Linked DNA regions of Homo sapiens: region 1 is linked to region 2. The links are chromatin contacts, found by Hi-C or POLR2A ChIA-PET in ENCODE. All regions are on one chromosome and are shown on one strand. Each heading gives the region's core, a stretch centred on a gene start or an enhancer-like site at or near the end of the contact. The rest is flanking DNA. Distances are from core to core; before and after follow the strand shown.

Evidence for each region. Hi-C counts contacts between places; a loop is a spot of excess contacts on that map. ChIA-PET counts read pairs that join two places held with the same protein, here RNA polymerase II (POLR2A). Pooled maps may share reads with other maps.
Region 1: a map of mammary epithelial cell shows a loop between it and region 2 (3-fold over the local background). The contact joins the promoter of TMEM132B here to the enhancer-like site in region 2. A Hi-C loop is called at or near these places in 3 of 168 maps with a recorded cell type or tissue (CD4-positive, alpha-beta memory T cell, PC-9 and mammary epithelial cell), 1 of 37 single-sample maps with no recorded cell type and 12 of 50 pooled maps. POLR2A ChIA-PET finds 5 or more read pairs at or near these places in 1 of 52 experiments (OCI-LY7).

Annotation. Positions count from the first base shown.
Region 1 is chr12:125,185,054-125,188,154 of GRCh38, reverse strand. It overlaps TMEM132B (transmembrane protein 132B), which reads right to left and starts at 1,769. Exons shown (of 9, transcript NM_001366854.1): 1 at 1,289-1,769. The coding sequence starts at 1,355. RefSeq lists a silencer at 1,777-1,986 and an enhancer at 2,035-2,568.
Region 2 is chr12:124,897,340-124,900,545 of GRCh38, reverse strand. No RefSeq gene overlaps it. Among named protein-coding and RNA genes, the nearest start is that of UBC, 16 kb to the left of the region's middle. Within about 2 kb of position 1,930, at least 10 of the 41 ENCODE cell types and tissues checked have a DNase peak (open chromatin) inside an H3K27ac peak, as active enhancers do; they include OCI-LY7, where a contact is called at or near this core.

The DNA of each region.
Region 1 (3,101 bases), core at 520-3,019, 290 kb before region 2:
GAAGGTGTTGGTAAATATTTTGGGTCACTTAAGGGCATCTCAAAGGAAGCCGACACTGACTTTTTCCATGCAAATAAAATACATCGAACATCAAGTTGACATGCCAGGTTTGCTCCTAACTGCAACCTTACCAAGACAGTGAAAGCCGAAAAGTTATAGTTGTATTTTTCTACTGCATTCTGCCTGTCTGTGCGATTTGTTTGTTAAGGAAATGGGGAGAGATTTTCTAAAGCAAAAGCTACCTGTTCCCAAATCATGGGTCTTGATTTTAAAAGGTTTGGAGAACTGAGATTTCAAAAGCACATGAAGGCTGCTCGTGACTGTTCCCGGGGTTCATCTGAGCCTTTAGGATTTTCTCCACTGCTTGCATGGGGTGGGGGGAGGGGAGGAATTGTCATTTTAGGATACGCTTTCTATAGAACCAACATGTAGCCACACCAAGGTGGGTAGAAAGCTTTCCAAACTCCAGCGAAGACAGACAATACCTGACTATTTTGCTTTTCCCACTCACTAGGATTGGGCGACAGCTGAGCTGGTTCAGCAGGGAGTCCAGCTCCCCGGTGCCCAGGCAATGGCTCTGGACAGCACCGCGTTCCAGGCTCCCCGGCGCGTCCTGGACTGCTTGGCCGCGGCTACCCTCTCCCGCCCGCCTTGGGGTCAGGGCGCTGGAGTAGACCGCGTTTGCAGGAGGCGCGCAGCGGGCTGCTCTTTGGCCAAGAGGAGGCCATTTGGCGAGGGTGGGTAGCTTGGGGAGGGCAGTGTGAAAGCAGGGGAGGGCCGCGGGGCGTGGGGAGGGGCTGCGGACAAGCCAGACAGCGCCGGCCGAGACATCTCCGGGGCCCGCAGGTGTCCCGGGAACGCACCACTGTGCGACCGCGGGCAGCAAGACACTGGAGAAGGGCTGCGTCGACGCCCCCGCCCAGCAAAACCCCTGGAGGAACTGGGACCTGGGGGGGATTTGGCCCAAGGCAGGGCGGGGAGGGGGCTCGATTCCTGCAGTCGCGTCCCCACCCGCCTCGAGAGGCTGAGTGCCCCGGTCTGTGGCCCCCGTGCGTCCCGAAAGGATCCGCAAGGAAGCTAAGGGTTTGGGGGAGAAGGCAGGCGGGCTCTCCCCAGGCGCTAGGCAAAGGGGAACGCGCCGGGGGCTCCTGGGTTCCCAGGGTCTCCCCAGGTCTGTCCAAGTCCGGGAGATGCGCGCTGCCAGGGACTTGAGAAGGAGGTAGCCGCCCGTTCACCCAACTTTGTGCGCCTCGGCCGGGGTCGGGGATGGGGTCCGGGGACGCGTTACCTGGGCACTGGAGCGCAGTCAGCGCCAGCAGGAGCCCGAGCGGCGGCGCCCGGCCCGGGGGCGGCATGGTCCTCGGCGCGCGGTGGGTGCGGCGCGGGGCTGCTCCTCTCGCGCGCCCGGCCCGGCCCGCGGCTCCCGGAGCAGCCCCCGGCGGCTACGCCCGGGCGCCGGGCATGGCTCGCTCCCAGCGCGCCGCTCCTCCCCAGACGCATGCGCCGGCGCTGGCGGCGCTTCCTCGGCTGCGCCTCTGCGCGCTCTCCTGGGCTCGGCCGTGCGTGGCTGGGGAGCTGGGGCGGCCGAGGCTCAGCGCCCCGCGCCCTGGCCGGCTGCCCCGCAGTTGGCCCGAGTTGCGCGGCCCCCGCCGCCGCCGCCGCCGCGGCTCCTGCGCCCCAGCGCCCGTCCCATCCCGGTCGCGCCGCCGCCGCCGCCGCCGCCTCTGCCATCGCCATCTGCCGGCCGCCCCTCGAGCCAGCGAGAGAGTGAGCGAGCGAGCGAGCGCCGGGGGGAGGAGGAGGAGGAGGAGGAGTAGGAGGAGGAGGAGGAGGAGAGGAGCGGAGGGCGGGGCCGCGGCCGGGGGAGGGGCCGCCCGGGAGCCGGGGCACAGGCGGCAGCCCGGCCAGTAGGCGGCGGGACGCGCCACTGCTCGGCGGTTCGGGGGAGGGCGCCCGGCCGGGAGGCTCCGGGAGCCCGCCGGGGGTCGCGGGCGCTCGCGGGTACAGGGGCTGCGGGAGGGGTGCGCAATGCAGAGAGGGGATGCCCAGCTAGATCCGGCGTCTTGGGGCGCAGCGGTAGGAGTTGCCAAGGTCGAGGGGTGAGGAGGCCAGCGGAGGGTCACCGGGATGGGGCAGCGACCTCTGGAGAGGTGGTGTCTGCCGGGGCCAGAGACTGCAAGACTGAGCGCGGACAGGAGGTCCCGGGTTAAATGTGGCACAGCTAGGGAGTGCCTGTGGGAGAGGGGAGAGGAGAGAGGGGAGGGCCTCCGGGAGGCCGAGGCTGTGTGCAGAGCCTCTGCACGGCACCGGGATGGGGGCTAGGGGTGCGCAGGCTGGGTGCGGTGACCTGAAACACAGCGAAGGCGGCCTGGGGATGGCCACCCGGGTGAGGCAGGGTCCCTTATTTACCCAGGCTAGAGGATGCGCCTTCCCATTTCGCGCAGGCCCTAGGAGCACGCGGAGGCAGCCAGGAGTTCTCCTGGGAAGGGCAGATTCCCTGGCGGTCCCGGGAATGAGTTCCCAGCGCAGGGTCAGGCAGTGACGGAGCGGAGGTGTTGCGCAGGGCCGGGTACTAGGTGGTCGAATTCTTCCATCCAGGGGCAGGGACGCAGCCAGAGTGCGGAGGGAGGTCACAGGTCACACGGAGCCCCAGTACCTATTATCCCAGAAACCACTGATCCTCCTGGGCGCCCCACCCCCAACCAGGGCAAAGCCACGGGGGGCTAAGCCGAATGAATGAGTCATGCTGGGAGCATGTGGGGGAGCCTCCAGCAGCGCTCAGATGCCTTCAAGCTTCCCCACCACGCTGGGAGGACAGGGGATATGGGGGGTTGCCCACCTGGGAGGGTGGCTTGGAGTCCTGGCTCCGCCCCAGCCCCCACCACACCAGCCACTTGCTCTGCCATCTCAGTTTTCCATGAAAAAGTGGGTCAAACTCTTTGAAAATGGTCAATAAGGCAGCGTGGGGTGATGAAAAGACAGATTTGGGGAAGGCTCTGGAGTCATGGAGTCTTGGCTGAGAATCCCAGCTCTGCCGCTCCTTAGCTGTGCAAGCTGGGGCGAGTCCCTTATTCCTCCCTGAGCCTCAGTTTTCTCATCTG
Region 2 (3,206 bases), core at 681-3,180:
TTCCATGTAGAAAACACTTCTTGAAGCCCTTGGGATCTCAGCTGGGGACGCGGAGACTTTGCCCTCCAGGAGGGCATCTAATGTTTGTGATGATTGCCTCATCTGTCGTTTGCACTGAGCTTGTGTTGCTAATTATTAGCTATGGTGGATGCAGAGAGAAAGACGGAATTGGATATGGAATGGCAGAAGCTATGACAAACTGCAAGAGTGCCTGGCTGTCACTGTTTAAAAAATTATAATGTTTCTCAAAGGTAATTTTGTTATAAAGTAATTGTGCAGTTTGTTCATTTAACTGTGCAGTTTGTTTATTTGTTCATTTAACAAATAAGGGACTGTAGAGATGGCGTCTTGCTATGTTGCTTGGGCTGGTCTGGAACTCCTGGGCTCAAGTGATCCTGCTGCCTTGGCCTCCCAAAGTGCTGGGATTACAGGTGTGAGCTACTGCACCTGGCCAGCAGGGCTGTCCTTTTTCACTTGCCCCAACCTCAGTGGCTGATGGACTGATTTGCTCCTGGAATCTAAGATTCATGCAGCCACAGAGGGACAACCCTGGTGACTTAGCTGAAGCGTGTAACATTGAAAATAATTATAGCCGGGTGCAGTGGTTCACACCTGTAATCCCAGCACTTTGGGAGGCCGAGGTGGGTGGATCACGAGGTCAGGAGTTTGAGACCAGTCTGCCCAACATGGTGAAACCCCGTCTCTACTAAAAATACAAAAATTAGCTGGGCATGGTGGCATGCATGGTGGTGGGCAGGAGGATCACTTGAACCCGGGAGGCGGAGGTTGCAGTGAGCTGAGATCGCACCACTGTACTCCAGTCTGAGTGACAGAGCAAGACTCTGTCTCCAAAAAGAAAAAAAAAAAAAAGAAAAAAAAGAATTATGGTGTGCCCATGCTCACAGCCGAAATCAGAAAACAACCCTAAAAAACAACCCTAAAAGTCCACCAGTGTAGACCAGGCACAGTGGCTCACGCCTGTAATCCCAGCTCTTTGCTCTGTCACCCAGGCTGGAATTCAGTGGCACGATCTCAGCTCACTGCAACCTCCACCTCTCGGGTTCAAGCGATTCTCCTGCCTTAGCCTTCCGAGTAGCTGGGATTACAGGTGCCTGCCACCACAACTGGCTAATTTTTGTATTTTGAGTAGAGATGGGGTTTCACCACGTTGGTCAGGCTGGTCTTGAACTCCTGACCTCAAGCAATCCACCAGCCTCGGGCTCCCAAAGTGCTGTGATTACAAGCATGAGCCACTGTGCCCAGCCAAGAACAGTTTTTATATTTTATTTTCACATTGAAAATCAGTCACATTTGCTTCAGCCTCAAAGAGCGTGTTTATGTAAAATTAAATGAGTGCTGGCAGCAAACTGCACTTTTTTTTTTCTAAACAGGAAATGGGTTAATGGGTATGGAGTTGTAGTTTTGCAGGATGAAAATGGGGACCGAGTTTCAGTCTGGGAAGACGAAACTGTTCTGGAGATGAATGGTGGCAACGGCTGCACAGCAATGTGAATGCCCTTAGTGTCACACACACAAATGGATAAAATAGTTAAAAACTATGTGCATGGTGGTAAGACGTGGAAAAATGTTTAGAAAGCAGGCAGAAACAGGAAACAATTGTTGAGTCTTCCATTTGGGGGGCTTCTAAAATGTTCCCAGATGGTGGAGCACTGCCCCCTCCCAGCGTGGGGAGGTTTCTGTGCGTGCTCACGGGCACCACGCTGAGTTAGGGGCTGGCAAGGGCCCTGGTGAAATGTTACCGAACCTAAATTGAGAGTCCATGGCCAAAAGCCAGAGCATCTCTCAAGCGTATGCAGGCTGTCCTGGCACCCCGGTTCTCTCCAAGGCCACCACAAAAAACATAAGGCAGCCACAAGGGGGAGTGGGGAGGTGACTCGCTCCTAGCCGGGTGCTGGCATCACCTAAAGGAAGTGGGCACGGAGCGTGGTACCCGCAGGTGGCGCCACCGTTCCCCACACCGTCCCTGCACCCCTCCATCTCCGCACCCCTCCATCTCCTCCGTCCTTTAAAAATTGTGGTAAAATACTCATAACACAGAACTCGCCATTAAAAAAAAATTCACCATTTTAACCATTTTGAGTGTACAGTTCAGTGGCATTTAGGACATTCACAATGTTATGCAACCACCTCCTCCATCTAGTTCCAGAACATTCCTTCATTCCCAAAGGAAACCCCTGTACCCATTAGTAGTCACCTCCTATTTCTCCCTCTCCCCAGTCCCTGGTGAACACCAATCTGTTTTCTGTCTCTTTTTCTTTTTTTTTTCAGACAGGGTCTTGATCTGCCATCTGGGCTGGAGTGTAGTGGTGCAATCATAGCTCACTGCAGCCTCAAATTTCTGGCCTCAAACAATCCTCCTGCCTCAGCCTTCCAAAGCGCTGAGATAACAGGCGTGAGCCCCTCTGTGTTCTGTCTATGGATATGCTTACTCTGGAGATTTCCTATAAATAGAATCTTGCACTGTGTGGCCTTTTGTATCTGGCTTCTCTCACTTTTTTTTTTTTTGAGACAGAGTCTTGCTCTGTCTCCCAGGCTGGAGTGCAGTGGTGTGATCTCAGCTTACTGCAGCCTCCGCCTCCCGGGTTCAAGTGATTCTCCTGCCTCAGCCTCCCAAGTAGCTGGGACTACAGGCGCCTGCCACTATGCGTAGTTAATTTGTTTGTACTTTTAGTAGAGACGGGGTTTTGCCATGTTGGCCAGGATGGTCTTGAACTCCTGACCTCAGGTGATCTGCCCACCTCAGCCTCTCAAAGTGCTGGGATTACAGGCGTGAGCCATTGTGCCTGGCCCTGACTTCTCTCACTTAGCAGCAGGTTTTCGAGGTTCATCCATGATGTAGTATGTATCAGTGTTAAAAAAAAATTTTTTTTTTGAGATGGGGTCTCTCTATGTTGGCCAGGCTGGTCTCTAACTCTTGACCTCAAGTGATCCTCCTGCCTCAGACTCCCAAAGTGCTGAAATTAGAGGTATAAGCCACCATGGCCAGCCAATATTTCATTTCTTTTTATGGCTGAATCATATTCCGTGGTATGGACAGGCCACATTTTGTCATCCATTGATGGGTATTTGAGTTGTCTCCCAAATAGTTTTTTAAATGGTTAAAAGTGAATGAGTATTATGTGATGTGTATTTTTGCTTTTTGCTGTTATGAATACTGCTGCTATGAACATGCATAAACAGGTGTT